Regions from separate parts of the Homo sapiens genome. Here region 1 is linked to region 2. Evidence: read pairs that join two places in POLR2A ChIA-PET (ENCODE). Cell type or tissue: HepG2. All regions are shown on one strand. Each heading gives the region's core, and the rest is flanking DNA. Links, peaks and the distances in the headings are about the cores only.

Evidence for each region. Peaks named below come from ENCODE experiments on the same cell type or tissue, not always from the same donor. Only the 100,000 strongest peaks of a DNase experiment are listed, where the experiment ranks them.
Region 1: POLR2A ChIA-PET joins it to region 2 with 11 read pairs; 4 of 35 experiments call an interaction of 5 or more read pairs at or near these places.

What each region holds. Positions count from the first base shown.
Region 1 is chr3:9,896,549-9,906,164 of GRCh38, forward strand. IL17RE (interleukin 17 receptor E) reads left to right here and starts at 6,300. Exons shown (of 16, transcript NM_153480.2): 1 at 6,300-6,516; 2 at 6,849-6,864; 3 at 7,484-7,603. The coding sequence starts at 6,385. RefSeq lists a silencer at 1,357-1,651 and enhancers at 1,357-1,651, 6,504-7,173. In HepG2, for the core only: no CTCF peak of the experiment used is centred there; DNase peaks (open chromatin) are centred at 1,473, 2,453, 4,733 and 6,003; H3K4me3 peaks cover 3,322 bases.
Region 2 is chr3:10,198,543-10,209,470 of GRCh38, forward strand. IRAK2 (interleukin 1 receptor associated kinase 2) reads left to right here. Exons shown (of 13, transcript NM_001570.4): 3 at 1,827-1,973. Among named protein-coding and RNA genes, the nearest start is that of IRAK2, 39 kb to the left of the region's middle. In HepG2, for the core only: no CTCF peak of the experiment used is centred there; a DNase peak (open chromatin) is centred at 5,539.

The sequences.
Region 1 (9,616 bases), core at 1,435-9,434, 300 kb before region 2:
TGGCTCATACCTGTAATCTCAGCACTTTGGGAGGCCGAGGCAGGCGAATCACCTGAGGTCAGGAGTTTGAGACCAGTCTAGCCAACATGGTGAAACCCCGTCTCCACTAAAAATACAAATGGGCATGGTGGTGGGTGCCTGTACTTCCAGCTACTTGGGATGGTGTCCTAAGAGGATGGGCCAGAAGACCTGGGTTCCCCTCCCTGCCAATTATTCCTCTCTGAGCCTCGCTTTTCTCCTCTGGAGACTCACCGCTATGTCTTCCTGGCCTCTTCTGCCAGAACACACTACTTGGGGAGATCAGAGGGTTTCTGGACCCTGTAGTTCACAGAAGGTACTAAACTTAGCAGTGTGTTCACAGAAGGTACTAAACTTGGGAGGCTGGGGCAGGAGAATCGCTTGAACCCAGGAGGCTAAGGTTGTGGTGAGCCGAGATCGCGCCACTGCACTCCAGCCTGAGTGACACAATGAGACTCTGTCTCAAAAAAAAAAAAAGTTGAAATATTGTGAAACTGCTTTATGAACTATGTATCATTATATAAATATGAAAGATGGTTATTTCCTGATCTTTACAGGAGGAGAGAATGTAGGAGTTGAAGGGACTATTAGAGATAATCCAGGCCATGAGAAAGGCAATGTGGTATAATGGAATGAACAGTGTTTTTTGTTTTGTTTTGTTTTGTTTTGTTTTTGAGACTCACTCTGTCGCCTAGGCTGCAGTGCAGTGGTGCAATCTCAGCTCACTGCAACCTTTGCTCACACCCGGTTAATTTTTGTATTTTTGTAGAGACAGGGTTTCACCATGTTGGCCAGGTCTCGAACTCCTGACCTCAAGTGATCTACCCACCTCGGCCTCCCAAAGTGCTAGGATTACAGGCATGAGCCACCATGCCCAGCCAACAGTTTCTTACATTAGACAGACATAGGTGGGAATTCCAGCCAGGCATTTTACTAACTTTTGCCTTGTGCAAGATACCTGAGCCTCTGTTCTTGATCTGACACATGGGCATCATTTTAGCTACCCCCAGGATTGTTGGGAGGCTTAGATAATATGTATGGACAGGCTACATAGTAGGGGTTTAATAAGTAACAGAATGCCTTCCCTTGTTGAGCAGTGTTGGCTTCCTCGCTGAGATTGGGAGTCTCTACCTCTCAGCAATAATTTCTTGCCTCAGAATTCTGGAGGTTGATCCTTCTGGAAGAGCAGATGTAAAGAAGGGATACTCGCCCACTGTTGGTGTACATTGATCTAATTGGTGGGCCTTCCTGCCCAGGGTTCCCTATCAGTGAGCAGAGTTGCCCCAGTAGACGTTAGGAATTGGCCATTACAGGAAGAACCTGGAGCTACTGTTCCATGGTCTGACCAGAGTTCATGCACAGATAAGGCGGTGACAAGAAAAATGGCTGCCCAAGGTCCCTACAGTGCACTCTAAGCATGTGCAGGGGCCTGCCAGGACTTCCTGAGCTCCTGGCTTTGTTCCCAAGTAAAGGCTATTAATCATTAATCATGAAGTCTTGGTCAGCTCATTTTGACACAAACCACAGATGAGACAGGCCTTAGCCACCTGCCAAGAAGACAGGGCCTCTGTGCTGAAGCCCTACAACACACCTTTGTTGCTTTACTCCAATTGGCCACCTCCTATTCCAGCCACAGTTACTCCTCCCTTGTTGACACTTGCCAAACAATCCCAACTCTCCTACAAGTCTAACCACTGGTAACATTATTATAAGATCTACTTTCCTTTCTTTCCAACACTTTCATTTCTTTCTTTACATTGTTAACCCTGCCAATTGTATCACACTGCTAAGTTTAGTAACTTCTGTGAACTACAGGGTCCAGAAACCCTCTGATCTCCCCAAGTAGTGTGTTCTGGCAGAAAAGGCCAGGAAGACATAGCGGTGAGTCTCCAGAGGAGAAAAGCGAGGCTCAGAGAGGAAAAATTGGCAGGGAGGGGAACCCAGGTCTTCTGGCCCATCCTCTTAGGACACCATCTCCTAGGCCTCATATTTCTGAAGTTCTCACAGTGCTGCGGTGTTTAGCGCTCTGATCTATTGGCAAGCGGACTGGTAGACTTGGCAGCCCTTTTCCCCCTCTGACTCCAGGGAGAGTACCTGCATGCCTTCTGGGGGCTTCCCCCAGCTCAGGTGTGAAGTGTGATTGTGTGTGTGTGCATGTGTGTGTATGAGACAGAGAAAGGGGATGTGTGTGCACAAGGTGCATGTCAGCAGCACTCACAGGCTTCCTGCCAGCTCTGGAAGGGACATTTTTTGCCCCTCACAGTGTCCTCTTGCAGGTAGGATGCCTGGAGAGACGGGAGCAGGTGGGGAGGGTCAGAGGAATGGCTTTTCCAATCTCACTCAGACCTAAAACTCATTCTGGCTTTACTTTACTGTGACGCAAGCTGCCTGAGCTGGCCAGGCACCAAATAGGAGGGGGCAATGTGGGGTGAGGGCAAGGGTGGGGAGGAACTCAGAGCGTAAGCGTAGGAGAGAGATCAGCAAGTGAGGGGCTGACTTCAGCTCTTAGGTGTGTGTGCTTGGACTTTACCTAATCTTCCTGAGTGTTTTGCAGTCTGTAAAATGGGGTAATAAGACTGTGAACTCAAGGGTTGTAGTACAAATAAAATAAACTGGGCAAAATGCATGACTCAGAGCCTGATAGTAGGATTTCAGCAAATGTTGATCCCATCCCTCCCCTTCCTTAGGTTGTGCCAGAATTCACCCCTGTGCTTCTTACCTTAAATACTTTTTGGAACAGTCTCTACAATAAATAAGTAAACCAGCAAGACAATAAATAAAATGCACACGTCCTTTTCTTTTTCCCCCTTTCTTCCTCACCTTTATTCCTTTTACTTTTCCAGCGGGTCCTGGAATGCTGTTTTTCTTCCCTTTCTTCCCTCTTTCCCTCTCTTCTCTCCTCCCATCCTCCTTCCCTCCCTTCCTCTCTTCCTCCGTCCCTTCCTCCCTCCCTCCCTTCTTTCCTCCCTTCCTCCTTCCCTCCCTGCTGCCTTCTCTCCCTCCCTCCTTTCTTCCCTCCCTCCCTTCTTTCCTTCCTTCCTTTTTTTCCCTTCCTCTCTTCCTTCTTATCTCCATTTCTTTTCTGCTTCTCCTCCCATACCTTAACCAGAAGCAATTAACCAATATTTTCTCTGTGAGAGATCAGAAGATAAGGGTAAAGAAGAAGGATTGTTTTGGAATAGAACCAAGTTTCTCACTTCATGCCTCCAGCATTAGAAAACTCATTATTTGGGCCGGGCGCAGTGGCTCACGCCTGTAATCCCAGCACTTTGGGAGGCCGAGGTGGGCGGATCACAAGGTCAGCAGATTGAGACCATCCTGGCTAACACGGTGAAACCCCCTCTCTACTAAAAACGCAAAAAATTAGCCGGGTGAGGTGGCGGGTGCCTGTAGTCCCAGCTGCTCGGGAGGCTGAGGCAAGAGAATGGCGTGAACCTGGGAGGCGGAGCTTGCAGTGAGCCGAGATCGCACCACTGCACTCCAGCCTGGGCAACAGAGCAAGACTCCGTCTCAAAAAAAAAAAAAGAAAACTCATTATTGGCCAGACACAGTGGCTCACACCTGTAATCCTAGCACCTTGGGAAGCTGAGGCAGGATAACTGCTAGAGGCCAGGAGTTTGAGACCAGCTTGAGCACCATAGCCAGACCCTATATGTAGCCAGGCAAAATGGTGTGTGCCTGTGAAGGGAGGATTCACTTGAGTCCAGGAGGTTGAGGCTGCAGTAAGTGGTGATTGCGCCATTGTCCTCCAGCTTGGGTGATAGAGTGAGACTCTGTCTCAAAAAAAAAAAAAGAAAAGAAAGAAACCTCATATTTATATAGCTCTAAACCACTGTGAGTTAGGTAGAATTTGGGGGAAGGCTCTCTAACCTATTCTTAGTATGGCCAGACCACCCTTTCCTCCTTTCAGATCTTACTGTTTTGTTTGCAGAGATGGACTTCAAGGCCAAAAGGCATACTGTGTTAGGGTCTGTGTCAGGCAGCCCCTTTTGGGTTCCAAGAGCAGAGGAAGATGAGGCTGTGTGAGGGAAGACCATAGGATGATAGAGAATTGGTACCGGGCACAGTGGCTCATGCCCATAATCCTAGCACTTTGGAAGGTTGAAGCAGGTGGATCACTTGAGGCCAAGAGTTCAAGACCAGCCTGGCCAATGTGGCAAAACCCTGTCTCTACTAAAAATACAAAAATTAGCCAGGCATAGTGGTGCACAGCTGTAATCCCAGCTACTCAGGAGGCTAAGGCACAAGAATCACTTGAACCTAGGAGGCGGAGGTTGCAGTGAGCCAAGAACACACCACTGCACTCCAGCCTGGGCAACAGAGCAAGACTATCTCAAAAAAAAAAAAAAAAAAAAAAAGCCAGGTGCTGTGGTTCATGCCTGTAATCCCAGCACTTTGGGAGGCCAAGCTGGGCTCAGATCACCTTAGGTCAGGAGTCCAGGACCAGCCTGGCCAACATGGTGAAACCCGTCTCTACTAAAAATACAAAAATTAGTCTGGTGTGGTGGCGTGCACCTGTAATCCCAGCTACTCGGGAGGCTGAGGCGGGAGAATCGTTTGAACCTGGGAGGTGGAGATTGCAGTGACCTGAGATTGCACCATTTGCACTCCAGCTTGGGTGACACAGTGAGACTCTGTCTCAAAAAAAAAAAAAAAAAAGAGAGAGTTGAGTTGCGAGGGCCTAGCAAAAGGGGAGCTCCCTGAACTATAGACTTTGACCTTGTCCAAATCATTATCCCTCTGCTTCCTTATCTCTCTATGAAATGAAAACAATAATTAACACTTACCTGTCTCACAGGTAGGGTTAGGAGGATTAAATATAAAAGTGTTTTGTGAAGTGTGAAACAGATAAACTACATAGATGAAATGTATCATGACATTTATTCAATTACACAGCACATACTTCATAATATCTACTGCTAGGCTTGGAGAAACATAAAGAATAAGAGTTTTTATCTTTTCATGAACTCAAAAAGCTAGAGGGTACTTTTAGGATAATGGGTAGGATGCAGCCTTCAGACAATGAACCTAAAGACAGGAATAGAATTGGCCAAAAGCAGGCTGTGGTTAGGCCACTGAAAGGTGGTCTAGATTGAATTGCAGGGGGACAATAACAATCTCAAGATGCCTTGGCTGGGCGCCGTGGCTCACGCTTGTAATCCCAGCACTTTGGGAGGCCAAGGTAGGTGGATCACATAGTCAGGAGTTCGAGACCAGCCTGGCCAATATGGTGAAACCCTGTCTCTACTAAAATACAAAAATTAGCCAGGCATGGGGCAGGTGCCTGTACTCCCAGCTACTCAGGAGGCTGAGGCAAGAGAATCGGTTGAACCCAGCAGGTGGAGGTTGCAGTGAGCAGAGATTGTGCCACGGCACTCCAGCCTGGGTAATAGAGCAAGACTCAGTCTCAAAAAAAAAAAAAAAAAAAAAAAAAAAGATGCCTTGACCTGGTAGGTGTGCCCCAAACTTTCTTTCCAGTGTGTGTGTTACCAAGGTGAGGGCTGAAGCTGCTCAAATGCTCCATGAAGGGGAGGAAGCTGTGGGATGATGGGGAGGGTTCCCACAAAGATGGAGCCTCGTCAGCCTTTCTCCAGCACCGGAAACCACAGGAAACCAGGTCAGTGTGTGGGGCCCGCTCCCTCTGCTCCAGGGCTCAGCTGTGAGCTCTGGGGCTTCCTGAGCAGGGCGTACTGACTAGTGGGTCCTTGAAGCTAGAGGCCCCTTTGGTATGGAGCCCTTTGCCTAGAAGAGCTGGACCTGGCTCATGGGTAGAGAGAACTCGGCTATAGTCCTGAGAGTTAACCAGTTGGGAAGCCAGGGTACATATGGGCTTCATGTGCATCCTAGAGTGCTTTTTTTCTTCCCCACTCTAAATGGTGCCTCAGTCACCTCTGTATCTCCAGCACCCAGTGCTGAGTAGTGCTTAAGAGCTCGGCTAATTCTCTAAGTGAGGGGGTGAAGCGCATGTCTATGGGAGACACAAGTTCCAGAGTGTGCTGATGGGTGGATCAGATCTGCAGTGTGTTTCAGGAGTAGGAGGGGCTAAGAAATGGGTGCGTCCCCCAACCTGATGCTAGCCCCTTTCCTGTTACTTCTCACCCACAGCAGGAGCCCCTTGTCTTTCAGGTGGGGGGCAGTAGGGTTTTTGGGGGCACAAGCTTTCCTCAGTCCCTCCACTTGGAGGGGAAGGAATGTGGCCTGGCTGGCTGGTTGGGATCAAGGAGGAGCTTTCGGGCAGGGCGGGGCCAGGGCAGGCTGGGGCGAGGGCTCCTGCTGGTACTGTGTTCGCTGCTGCACAGCAAGGCCCTGCCACCCACCTTCAGGCCATGCAGCCATGTTCCGGGAGCCCTAATTGCACAGAAGCCCATGGGGAGCTCCAGACTGGCAGCCCTGCTCCTGCCTCTCCTCCTCATAGTCATCGACCTCTCTGACTCTGCTGGGATTGGCTTTCGCCACCTGCCCCACTGGAACACCCGCTGTCCTCTGGCCTCCCACACGGTAAGGTGCTGCTGCCAGGTAGGGACACCTGCCTGGCACAGCCATAAAGCTCCCCACTCCCCTGCCTGCCCTGTGCTACCTCCGCAGTCCCTGTGCTCTGGTGGCAGCTTTGATGTGTCCTCTACCTAGTCTCAAAGGGGTAGCCAAGGTCCTTTGTGCTGAGGGCCTGGACAGGGTGGAGCTGGGAAGATAAGAGCCAGAAGGTATGGGCTATTAGCTATGGGGCTCAGAATTTGCTGATTTGAAGCAAAGACCCCAGGAATGTGCCTTATGGGAGTCTCTCCTAATAATAGCTCTTTCCTTTCTTTTCCCTACTGGGCCCTGTGCCTCAGGATGACAGTTTCACTGGTGAGTCGCATTTCCTGCCCCATTGCTCCTCCCCACGCCCACTATTTTTGCAGATGCCTAGCAAGCCCTCCATTCTAATTTTCAGTTCCCAACCCGGGAAGTAGCACAATATCAAGGAAAAATTTGGAATCATGACAAGCCTGGGTTCACATTGCAGTTCTGCCAGACTCCCGTGTGGCCTCAGACTGTGCACCTAACCCCTCCAACTGACCCTCAGTTTCTGAGGGGTAGTAGCATAGTAGAAATGATTGTACACTAAAGGCAGTGTTGCTTCTGATCTGTAGAGAGGATTAGATGAGAAACATGAGTAAATCTCCAGGTTCTCCATATATGTTGGCTCCTCCCCTTAACTGATCCCTCACTTCTATCAGTAATACAACAATAATCCTTCCTATTTTATGGTATGTTCTACTTCACAAGACATTTTCCCATACACTACAATTTTGATTTTTATAACAGACCCGCTTTATGAATGAGGAATCTGATCCTTAGACAGGTCCTGTAACCCCCAAAGTCATACTTCCAGGATGTGACAGAGCTTGGCCTCAAATCCAGCTTGTTGGAGGTAGGAGGGACCTTCTTAGACCCTATCATTTGCTTTCCCTTCCATCTTTCCCAGGAAGTTCTGCCTATATCCCTTGCCGCACCTGGTGGGCCCTCTTCTCCACAAAGCCTTGGTGTGTGCGAGTCTGGCACTGTTCCCGCTGTTTGTGCCAGCATCTGCTGTCAGGTGGCTCAGGTATGAGAAACAGCCCCTTGGGCCATTCTCAGTGAAGAGAACATTTTGAGGGACCACCTAGGCTGAGCAAGTGGGACTTACTAGAACAGATATTTGTCTTGTTTTAACCTCAACTGGGACTTGGATTATCCTAAAATAGCACGCTATGACTGATATTCACAAATACAATTGTACAATTTTATGAAGGTTTTTTTTCAGCTGAGATTCTTGGAATTAAAAGCTATGGATTTATTGTTATTACCATCTATTTGTAGAGCAGGATCTTCTTTCTTACTCTATATTTTAATTGCTCAGCTCAGTGCCTGGTACATACTAAATGCCCTTACATTGCTTAAGAATTGGCAGTTTCTAGGCCAGGCGCGGTGGCTCACGCCTGTAATCCCAACACTTTGGGAGGCTGAAGCAGCCTGATCACCTGAGGTCAGGAATTCGAGACCAGTCTGGACAACATTGTGAAACCCCTGTCTCCACTAAAAATACAAAAAATTAGCAGGGCCTGGTGGCAGGCACCTGTAATCCCAGCTGCTCAGGAGGCTGAGGCAGGAAAATCACTTGAACCCAGGAGGTGGAGGTTGCAGTGAGCCGACATCATGCCATTGCACTCCAGCCTGGGCGACAAGAGCAAAACTCCATCTCCAAAAAAAGAATTGGCAGTTTCTGGGCCAGGTATGATGGTTCACACCTGTAATCCCAGCACTCTGGGAGGCCAAGGTGGGTGGATCGCTTGAGTCCTGGAGTTTGAGACCAGCCTGGCCAACATGGCCAAACCCCATCTCTACAAAAAAATACAAAAATTAGCTGGATGTGGTAGTGCACACCTGAAGTCCCAGCTACTTGGGAAGCTGAGGTGGGAGGATCACCTGAATTCAGGAGGTGGAGGTTGCAGTGAGTTAAGATAGCGCCACTGCACTCCAGCCTGGATGACAGTGTGAGACCCTGTCTCAAAAAAAAAAAAAAAAAAAAAAAAAGAATAGGCAGTGTTTAATTTTTCTAATTGTTTGTTGTTAGAAATAATGCTACAGGGCTGGGCACAGTGGCTTATGCCGGTAATCCCAGTACTTTGGGAGGCTGAGGCGGGCAGATCACCTGAGGTCAGGAGTTTGAGACCAGCCTGGCCAACATGGTGAAACCCCGTCTCTACTAAAAATACAAAAATTAGCCAGGTGTGATGGTGCATGCCTGTAATCCCAGCTACTCAGGAGGCTGAGGTGAGAGGATTGCTTAAGCCCAAGAGTTCAAGACTGCAGTGAGCAGTGATTGTGCCACTGCACTCCAGCCTCCATGACAGAGCAAAATCCTGTCAAGAAAGGAAGGAAGGAAGGAAGGAACGAAGGAAGGAAGGAACAAAGGAAGGAATGAAGGAAAGAAAGAAAAGAGAGAGAGGCAGGGACTGGCGTGGTGGCTCACGCCTGTAATCCCAGCACTTTGGGAGGCTGAGGTGGGCAGATCTTGAGATCAGGAGATCGAGACCATCCTGGCTAACATGGTGAAACCCCGTCTCTACTAAAAGTACAAAAAATTAGCTGGGCGTGGTGGCAGGCGTCTGTAGTCCCAGCTACTCTGGGGGCTGAGGCAGGAGAATCGCTTGAAGCCAGGAGGCGGAGATTGCAGTGAGCCAAGATCGCGCCGCTGCACTCCAGCCTGCGTGACAGAGCAAGGCTCCGTCTCCAAAAAATAAAAATTAAAGAATGCTAAAATGAATATCTTTGTATATATAGCTTTTTCTCTGCTTAAGAAATTAATCTTTTCTTGATTGCTTTATAATTTTCAAGATTAAAGAAGCTTGACATCCTTACCCTCCTTGATTTAAAACGACTTACTATCAGGCCGGCTCATGCCTGTAATCCCAGCACTTTGGGAGGCCGAGGCGGGCGGATCACCTGAGGTTGGGAGTTCGAGACCAGCCTGACCAACACGCAGAAACCCCGTCTCCACTAAAGATACAAAATTAGCCGGGCATGGTGGCACATGCCTGTAATCCCAGCTACTTGGGAGGCTGAGGCAGGAGAATCA
Region 2 (10,928 bases), core at 1,108-9,107:
TCACTTATCTGAGCCTCAATATACTCAAAAATAAAATGCAGATAAACCTATGAACTACCAGAGATTGTTGTGAAAATTAAATAAATATGCACGGTGCCATACCAGTGTGGTGCTATGCAAATTTAGGTCCTATTATTTTAGTTCAAAAGCTTGGGTTTGAAAAGTGAGGTCCCAGGGTAACAATTGGTTTTGTTTAGAGAGGCACAGTTGACCAGTTCAAAGAAATGTTGCTGGAGATGTTTTGTCCCAGCCCTACCTGGGACATCTGTTGTGACATCCCCTGTGTCATGCTTTATGTCATGCTCTGTGTGACATCAAGCGAGTCAGCAGCCCTTCCTGGGACTTCAGTGCCCCAGTTTTTGTCATTCTCAAACATGAGTCTATCCCAAACCACCAGAGAATGAGGGACTTGAATGCAGGGCTATAGCATCAGGTTTTATCTGGGAGGCAATGGGGAGACAGAAAGATTCAGGCTAAGGAGTGTGGACATTATCTAGGCAATGGGGAGCCCCATAAAGGCTTCAAGCAGGGAAGTGACGAGGCCAGATGTATACTTTGGTAAGAAGTAGCCTGGCAAGGGTGTGGAGGCTGCCTGAGCTGGCGGCAGGGCCCAGCCAGAAGGGATAAGATCAGGGCCCAGTGGAGGAGGGGAGAGGAAGCTGTTTCACAGAGCAGCTCTGAGAAGCTGGCTGGAAGCTGAGGTTGACACACCCTCGAAGCACCTTTGGGGTTTCCCAAGTTGATGTAAAAAGGAAATGATTACCCTCGAGAAGGCAGGGGAGTTCTTCGGCCAGTCCTGCGTGCCTTTGGCATGTGATCTTAGCAAGTCATTTAACCTGCTCAGGCCTCAGTTTCCTCATCTCTGAACAGGGATGAGAAGCAGAGATGTTGTGAGGATTCATGTCTGTGCAGCTGGGCCTGGGCCTGGTACAGCCCGTCCTCAGTGGCCATGGCTGCTGTTTTAGGATTCTCATCCATCAAGTGGGAAGGATGCGTTTGTCTCCACTGCGTGAAAGGGAGGTTGTAGGACAGCCAGAACTTTGATCCCTAGGGGCTGGAGTGGGAGCTTAGAGGGATGGTGTCTTTGACCCGCTCACGTGTTCAGGGAAATGTGCAGTCTACAGCGCCCATTCCCATCTCTACTCTCCTTTCCCACATGACACCCCAGCGGGAGGCAAACGGACGCCATTATCACCTCCGTTTTATAGGTGAGGGAAGGGAGACCGAGAGGAGGAAGGTGACTTGTTGGAGGTCACACAGCTGGTTGGGTGGAAGCAGGTGTATGTGACTTAGCACGTCAGAGCTCCACCTTCACCAGGACTGCCATGTTCAGCCACTGCTCTTTTTTTTTTTTTTTTTTTTTGAGACAGAGTCTTGCTCTGTCGCTCAGGCTGGAGTGTAGTGGTGCGATCTTGGCTCACTGCAAGCTCCGCCTCCCCGGTTCAAGTGATTCTCCTGCCTCAGCCTCCCAAGTAGCTGAGACTACAGCCGTGTGCCACCATGCCCAACTAATTTTTGTATTTTTAGTAGAGATGGGGTTTCACCATGTTGGCCAGGCTGGTCTCGAACTCCTGACCTCAGGCAGTCCACCCACCTCGGCCTCCCAAAGTGCTGGGATTACAGGTGTGAGCCACCGCGCCTGGTCTACCGCATTTTACAGATGGGGAGGCCGGGGCCAGAAAGGGAAAGACCCTCCCGCCCTGCAACACCATGCATTTGTGGCAGAGCCAGAATTAGAACCCAGGTCTCTGACTTCCAGAACCAGTCTCTCAATGGCTACCCCACTTCATGGAATAGTAATAACTTTCTTTCCACCTTGTTTTCAGGGAAACCGGCTCCTGAAATCAGGTGTCCCATTCCAGCCTTCCCTGACTCTGTGAAGCCAGAAAAGCCTTTGGCAGCTTCTGTAAGAAAGGCTGAGGATGAACAGGAAGAGGGGCAGCCTGTGAGGATGGCCACCTTTCCAGGCCCAGGTATTTTAAATTTAACTTTTTTACTTAAAGCACTTTTATTTAAGGAAATGAAGATATATCTATAAGGACATTCAGCTTAGCATATAAGAGCAAAAAATTGAGGCTGAGCATGGTGGCCCATGCCTATAATCCCAGCTCCGTGAGGCTGAGGCGGGAGGATGGCTTGAGCCCAGGAGTTTGAGACCAGCCTAGGCAACCTGGTGAGACCTTTTCTCTACAAAAAATTTTAAAAAAATCATCCAGGCATGGTGGCATGCACCTGGTAGTCCCAGCTATTCAGGAGGCTGAGGTAGGGGGATTGCTCGAGCCCAGGAGTGCAAGGCTGTGGTGAGCTATGATCACACCACTGCACTCCAGCCTGGGTGACAGAGCGAGACTCTTCCTAAAGAAAGCAAAAAATCTGGCAACAACAATGGGGGATAATAAAATTAATGTCAGACAGTCACAACAAAGTACTATCAACAGTGATGTAGACGTGCATATGTACATGGAAACATACTGACAATATCGGGAGGTAGAAAAGTAGAAAAAATCAGGTAACAAAATGTATATAACATCTGTTACCATTTTTGTGAGCAGAAAAGAAATAGCTCGGTAATTGGAGGCTTTCTAGTGCCAGACACTATTCCAAGTACTGTACTTCAAAGATATTGACTCATTTAATCTTCAACTAACTATGAATTAGGTATTGTGATTATGCCCATTTCATGGATGAGAAAACTAAAGCACAGCGAGGTTAACCAACCTGGCTGAGGTCATGTACTGCCGGGTCCCTGTTTTCACCAGTGGTCTCCCGTGTCCCCAGCACAGGTTGGCCCTGCGTGCAGGCTCTGGACCGGATGTCTGACCATTTCTCTGTCCATTCTCCATAGGCCCCGGCCCTCGCAGCCATGCAGTGGGGAATTGAGGGGTGCTTCCTGCCCACCACTTTCCTCCCCTCCATCAGTCACAGTCTGCTGAAGCCCAGAGAGGGAGAGCAGCTTGCTTAAGGTCACACAAATAGGAAGTAATGTCTGAGCTGTGTGATTTGAACACTCACATCCCTAAGCATCATACTCACTGCTATCCCAAATCCTTTTGGACCACTTCAGATTTGTCTCCGTCGCCTGTGCCCAGGCAAGGGCTCAGGGACAGTTTCCAAATGACAGAATGGCTCAGCCAGCAGATGACCTCCCTAGGGGAGCTGCTGCTCAGCCCAATCTCCATTCTCACCGCCTCACCCCTGGAGCCCTGCCTCACCTCCTGTCTCCTGCGGCCTCCTGAGTGGTGAGCCAGAGACCCCAAATCCATGTAATCTCAGTTCACTGTTGCCGTTTCTGAAGCCAGGGGCGGCATCAGCTGAAAGGAACATGTTTTGTGGGCTTTTGTATTAGACAGACTCATATTTGAATCCTAGTGCTGCTGTTTTGTAGAATGACTTAGCGTTTGTACCTCAGTTTACTCATTTGTAAAATGAGGAGAATAATAGACCCTATTTCATCACGTTGTGGTAAGAAATCCTGCACCTGAGTGTTGCACCATGGAGGTGCTCATTAAATGTTATCTGATATTATGAACATTCCAGACACTCCAGATAGGTTGAATCTAGAAAGTTAATTCTAGGCCAAGGAGTCTGGATTATTTCCTGTAGCTAAATATATGTATTTTTAAGTGTAGACTTTTGATCAGCAATGAAAGATAAGGGGAAATGGTCCTGACCAAAGGGAAAATTATAACAAAATAGGGAAATTGTAGGGGCGTGCTGGTCAGGATGGAAGAGGTAATAGGCATAGCAGTTCCTTCTGGTATTCTTTATCTAGGTTACTGTAAAGATAAACATCACAGCCAGCCGGGCGTGGTAGCTCATGCCTGTAATCCTAGCACTTTGGGAGGCTGAGGCGGGTGGATCACGAGGTCAGGAGATCAATACCATCCTGGCTAACACGGTGAAACCCTGTCTCTATTAAAAATACAAAAAATTGGCCGGGCGTGGTGGCGGGTACATGTAGTCCCAGCTACGCGAGAGGCTGAGGCAGGAGAATCACTCAAACCCAGGAGGCGGAGGTTGCAGTGAGCTGAGATCGTGCCACTGCATTCCAGCCTGGGTGACAGAGTGAGACTCTGTCTCAACATAAAAATAAAAGTAAAATAAACATCACATGTCTCTGTCAGCCTTTGCTGTTTACTTTCTTTCCTTTTTTTTTTTTTTTTTTTTTGAGATAGGCCTTGCTCTGTTGCCCAGGCTAGGTGACGGTGGCACGGTCATAGCTCACTGCAGCCTCAACTTCCCTGGCTGAAGCAATCCTCCCACTTCAGCCTCTCAAGTAGCTGGGACTACAGGTGTACATCACTACGGCCGGCTAATTTTTTATTTTTGTAAAGATGGGATCTCATTATGTTGCCCAGGCTGGTCTCGAACTCCTGGGATCAAGCGATTCTCCCACCTTGGCCTCCCAAAGTGTTGGGATTACAGGCATGAGCCACTGCACAGAGCCCTATTTACTTACTTTCTTTTTTTGGCAGTGGGATGGAATCTCTGTCACCCAGGCTAGAGTGCAGTGGCACAATCTCGGCTCATTGCAACCTTTGCCTCCCGGGTTCAAGCGATCCTGCTGCCTCAGCCTCCTGAGTAGCTGGGACTATAGGCACGCACCACCACGTCTGACTGATTTTTGTATTTTTTGTAAAGATGGGGTTTCGCTGTGTTGCACAGGCTGGTCTTGAACTCCTGGGCTCAAGCAATCCACCTGCCTTGGCCTCCCAAAGTGCTGGGATTACAGGCGTGAGCCACTGCACCCAGCCCCTATTTGCTTTCTTGATGGCACTTGGAGCAAATGTGCCCAGGCAGGTCAAGATGATAACTACAATTTGCAGGCAGAGACAGGAAGTTGATTGTCTATCTTTGCCTAAATTGAAAATAAGAAATCATTCATTTCATCAAACCACCCAAAGCTTGTCTTCTTTCGGGAAAACCCCAAGGTTCCACTGAGCCCCAGAGTTCAAACTCATCAATTATCTTAAAGGATTTTGGTAGGAGTGAAGTATACTGAGCCCACATCTTGATCCCTGTGATACCCTGGCTCCCCCTTGCAGTAGGTGGGAAGGAAGTGGGAAGAGACATGGAGGAGGAAAATATGTTTGTTTGTTTTGTTTTTTGAGACAGAGTCTCGCTCTATCACTAGGCTGGAGTGCAGTGGCGCGATCTCGGCTCACTGCAGCCTCTGCCTCCTGGGTTCAAGTGATCCTCCTGCCTCAGCCTCCCGAGTAGCTGGCACTACAGGTGCGCGCCACCACGCCCAGCTAATTTTTTGTATTTTTAGTAGAGACGGGGTTTCACCATGTTGACCAGGATGGTCTTGATCTCTTGACCACCTGCCTCGGCCTCTCAAAGTGCTGGGATTACAGGCATGAGCCACCGCGCCTGGCTGAGGAGGAAAATATGTGAGCAGAGGAGCCATGGATAGGCTATGAGCACCTCGGCAAAGCAGTCTCGAAGCTAGAATTCAGATGAAAGGGTTTTGAGCAGCTGAAATAACTGTTACAAAGCCTTAGCTGTAGGAGAGGCCACTGGGCTATCAGTCAGAATCTGTTTACTTACTCTACACATAGTTTCACCAGCCTTGGTAAAATACCAAGTACTGCATGTGTCACAGCCTGACCTTTGTGCTCTATAAACATCAGCTCTTTTTACCTGGACAAGAAACAGACCATTATTGCTCTTTTTACATTTGAGAAAGCTCAGATAAGTGAGGCACAGCTCATCTGAGGTCAGATCTTGAGTAGTGCTGGAGCCAGCGCTTGAGCCAAATTCTGTTTGATACTAATAAAGGAGATGGGGCAGCTGGGGGTAGACCCGCTGCCAGCATCAGGGCAGGACATAGAAGACCCCATGTCAGATACAGTGCCGCTGCTTCTGCAATTCTTGTACCTGCAATGACACAGCTCGGCAGGACCAGAGGTGGTGCATTTTGCTTGAGAAAGCAGGCATATTAGCCTCAGTAGAATAGCAACAAAAAGGCCAAGGCAGTCGGATCACCTCAGGTCAGGAGTTCGAGACCAGCCTGGTCAACATGGTGAAACCTCATCTCTACTAAAAATATAAAAATTAGCTAGGCATGGTCTCAGGCGCCTGTAATCCCAGCTACTTGGGAGGCTGAGGCAGGAGAATTGCTTGAACCTGGGAGGCGGAGGTTGCAGTGAGCCGAGATCACGCCACTGCACTCCAGCTTGGGTGACAGAGAAAGACTCTGTTTCAAAAACAAAAACAAACAAAACAGAGCAAAAAAGAAAAGCAAGAAAAAGAAAGCTTCTGGAAGCATTTCCATAGGAAATGGTTTGTTTTTTAGCTAAGTCCTGGCACTTGATCTGACCTCTGATTAGCTGTGCCTCACTCTTGGAAACAAGATTATGTAGAAGCCCCAAGCCCCATCTATCACTATCACCCAACAAGTATCCCATCTTGTTCATCTACTCTCCTGCCCCATCTCCCTCCCCTCCCTTAGCCATTATTTTAAAACATTTTTATATGAAAAAATTACAAACATACAAAAGCCAAGAGCATAATGACCCTCCATGTCCCCATCAGCTGGCTTCAGTAATGATCCACCCATGGCCAACTTCTGATTAGTTTGTATGGAATCCAGGGAGATTTTCATATCCTTGATAGCTGGAGAATTCCTTCTCATTCTCCTCTCTCTGCCCTTGGACATACAGTGGGGGCCTTTAAAGATTATGGTTGTGAGTTTCTCCTACCACAGATAACTACCCTAGGCACGAGGAGCCAATCCGATTAGACCCCAGAGGAGGGGAGGGCTGGGTAGGGAGAGATGGAGAGTAATGGCTGGTGGGTCCTGTCTGATTTTCCAGACCAGAGTCCATTTCTTTTCCCCAAGACCACAGGGATAAATAAACCCAACTAATAGCCCTCATGTGTCGCAGGAGCAGGCCTCAGGGATTCCCCCAAACTGAGAGGCCTGGGGGAGCCTCCTGAGCAAACCCCAGGCATTAAGTCAGATAGGAAACTCATGACTTGTGTGAGGCAAGCTCTGACCTCAGATTTACTGGGCACAGAAGGACCCTGTGTGCAGAGACAGCCCTGCCCTGTGGCCAGGCCTGGCAGCAGGATGGAACTCAAGTTAGTCTGGAGCAGCGGTTCCCAGTGTGGGGCCCACACCTGCAGTGGTACACAGAACCTGGGTGTTAGCACAAATATAGATCATGTGTAGAAGAACTAGGGACTTCATGGATATTACTGTTTAACACAAGGCTGAATACATAACACTGGAATTAAAGTTGGTTGAAAGAAAACCGTCAGGTGACTCATAGTGAGGTGGCACAGACATGGCCAAAAACTTGGAGACCGGATGAACATAACTGCAGTCTGAGGGATGCGGGCCAAGGGTACTGAGCTGAGGCCAAGAGAAGGCAGGGCAAGGGTGGAAGTGGCCATCACAGAGCAGCCTTTCTGCAGGACGGGGGCCCTGTGCTGGCCAGCAGAGGCCTCCATTAGTCCAGGTCCTTGGTGAGAGGCAGATACCAAGACAGGATAGGATTTCATCAACAAGATAGGATTTCATTAGGACAAATACTTGCAAGAAAATGCAGAGGGAGCTGGGCAAGGCTGGGAGAGCCTTGGGACCATGGTGCGCCATTTCCGAGGAAGGCTGGGTGGGCACTTGCTGGCCTGCCTTCGGTCTAAGGCAGACTCTCCAGGGTGTCCGTTGGCCATCACAGTCCTATCTGCCTAGTGTACCCTCTGCACACAGTGCCTGGGGAACAGCCCCTGGGAAGCATGGTCCGGATGCAGATGCAGGGATTGATTGGAGCCAGCCACAGCCAGGCCCGCAGATAGCCAGGCTCCCAGCAGCTGGGGGTCTCCAGCTCGCATTCTCCTGGCTGCTAGATTCACACAGCAGCAGGGCAAAGATCCCAGGAATGAGGCTGAGGGCAGCCCCTTGACAGGCTCCAGACCTTGTCTCAGGTGATTTCATGTTATCAGCTATCTGTGTGGGTTAATTGTTTAGCCAGGCTGATTTTACTTTCAGTCTCGTGAAATAAAATTTTTTGTTTTTTGTTTTTTGAGACTGAGTCTCGCTCTGTTGCCCAGGTTGGAGTGCAGTGGTATGATCTTGGCTCACTGCAACCTCTGCCTCCCAGGTTTAAGCGATTCTTGTGCCTCAGCCTCCTGAGTAGCTGGGCCTACAGGCATGTGCCACCATGCCCGGCTAATTTTTGTATTTTTAGTAGAGACAGGGTTTCACCATGTTGACCAGACTGGTCTCGAACTCCTGACCTCAGGTGATCCACCTGCCTCAGCCTCCCAAAGCGCTGGGATTACAGGTGTGAGCCACTGTGCTGGCCAAAACAAATTTTTTTTTTTTGATACAGTCTCGCTCTGTCCCCCAGGCTGGAGTGCAGTGGCACAGCTCAGCTCACGGCAACCTTTGCCTCCCTGGTTCAAGCAATTCTCCTGCCTTAGCCTCCCAAGTAGCTGGGATTACAGGCACTCGCCATCATGCCAGGCTAATTTTTGTATTTTTGTAGAGATGGGGTTTTACCATGTTGGCCAGGCTGGTCTTAAACTCTTTTTGTTTGTTTTTTTGTTTGTTTGTTTTGAAGTGGAGTCTCACTCTGTCACCCAGGCTGGAGTGCAGTGGCACAATCTTGGCTCATGGTCTTAAACTCTTAACCTCAGGTGATCCACCTGCCTCGGCCTCCCAAAGTGCTGGGATTACAAGCCTGAGCCACTGTGCCCAGGCCAAAATAAATTTTTTAATAGCCAAAGTTCCAGATGAGTCATTCCTTTCCTGATGTTGTAAGCCACAAATACCTGAAGCAGGTAGATTTATCCAGTAATCTTGGGGTCAAGTCCAGTTTCCTTTGGAAGGGTCAGGTCCCCAGTTACTCAGAAGCTGTCCTTGCCATGGGGCTTCCTAGGTATTTCCAGATGATGATGTTTGAAGCCTCTGGCCTTTGGCCAAGGCCTGCTTCTGTGCGGACCAGCCACCATGGCTCACCTCACCCACGGTCTGTGCCTGCGCCCACCGAGGAGCCCCCCTACCAGATGGCCTCATTAGTCTTCAGATTAATCTTCACATGGGGCCTAGTGAAGAAATTTCACCCTCTTTAACCTCACGTTTAAGTGACCCTAAACTACTTGTCAAACATTCCGTCTTGTGAATCTTGTTCACTCACTAAGGGATTGGGGCATAGACATGGCCAAGCATGGTGGCTCACGCCTATAATCCCAGCACTTTGGGAGGCCGAGGCAAGTGGATCACTTGAGGTCAGGAGTTCAAAACCAGCCTGGCCAACATGGTGAAACCCCATCTCTAATAAAAATACAAAAATTAGCCGGCATCATGGCGCACGCCTATAGTCCCAGCTACTTCGTAGGCTGAGGCAGGAGAATCGCTTGAACCTGGGAGGGGGAGTTTGCAGTGAGCTGAGATTGTGCCACTGCACTCCAGCCTGGGTGACAGAGTGAGACTCTGTTTCCAAAAAAAAAAAAAAAAAAAGAACATAGACACTGGAACCACTGATGACTGTGTGCCCCATGTGAAGATTAATCTGAAGACTAATGAGGCCGTCTGGTAGGGGGGCTCCTCGGTGGGCGCAGGCACAGACTGTGGGTGAGGTGGGCCATGGTGGCTGGTCCGCACAGAAGCAGGCCTTGGCCAAAGGCCAAGGCCCTTGGAAAAGTGACTTAACTTCTCCATGCCTCATTTCACCATCTGCAAAGAGGCAATGAAAATGGTGCAGTGGTACCTTATTTCCTGATTGGCATGAGGATTAGATGAGTTAACGCACGGGAAGGATTTTTTTTGAGACAGGGTCTCATTCTGCCTCCTAGGCTAGAGTGCAGTGGTGTGATCATGGCTCAATATAGCCTTGACCTCCTGGGCACAAGTGATCCTCATCCTCCCAAGTAGAGGGGACCACAGGTGTACACCACCATACCTGGCTATTAAAAAAAAATCTTTTGTAGGACTGAGCGCAGTGGCTCATGCCTGTAATCCCAGCACTTTGGGAAGCCAAGGTGGGCAGATCACGAGTTCAGGAGATCGAGACCATCCTGGCTAACACAGTGAAACCCCATCTCTACTAAAAATACAAAAAATTAGCTGGGTGTGGTGGCGGGCGCCTGTAGTCCCAGCTACTCGGGAGGCTGAGGCAGGAGAATGGTGTGAACCCGGGAGGCGGAGCTTGCAGTGAGCCGAGATTGTGCCACTGCACTCCAGCCTGGGCAACAGAGGGAGACTCCATCTCAAAAAAAAAAAAGAAAAAAAATCTTTTGTAGAAACGGGATCTTGTCATGTTGCCCAAGCTGATCTCAAACTCCTGGGCTGAAGCAATCCTCCTGCCTCAGCCTCCCAAAGTGCTGGTATTACAGATGTGAAGTATTTAGAACAGTGCCTGGCATGATGTTTGCTAACTCATGTACCTAGATGTTAACTTACTCCAGCCCCGGGCCCTTCTACTGCCCCACCTCTGCATGGGCTGGTTCCACTGCCCCATATCTGCTTGTTGAAAACGTTTCTCCATATTTCAAGCCCAGGTCAGGTGCCACTTCCTCTGTGAACCCTCCTCATCTCCCAGCCTGTTATGGTCTCTCCTGCCTCTGACCTCGCTCTCCCGTGGGATGTATCCTCGGAGGATAGTTACTGCATCCCTGCCCTGGTGGAGGTTTCTGGAAGGCAGGCTTGGTAGCTAGTTCACCTCTGTGTCTTTTTCTGCTCTTTGAGTAGGAGGTGAGATAGTGCAGGGCCTAGAAGTCAAACAGATTTCCGTCTGAATTTCGGCTCTACCATCTACTGGCTGGGTGGTCCTGAGCACTGCGTCTACCTCCGGTGTCTCCGTGTCTCCACTTGCCAACTGGGATGATAAACAGGCCCCAGGTTGTAGGGGAGTCAGAGGCTTATCCTGAGGTGATGCTTGAGGAGTGTGTTGGTTGGCACATGGTGGGTGTCAGGAATT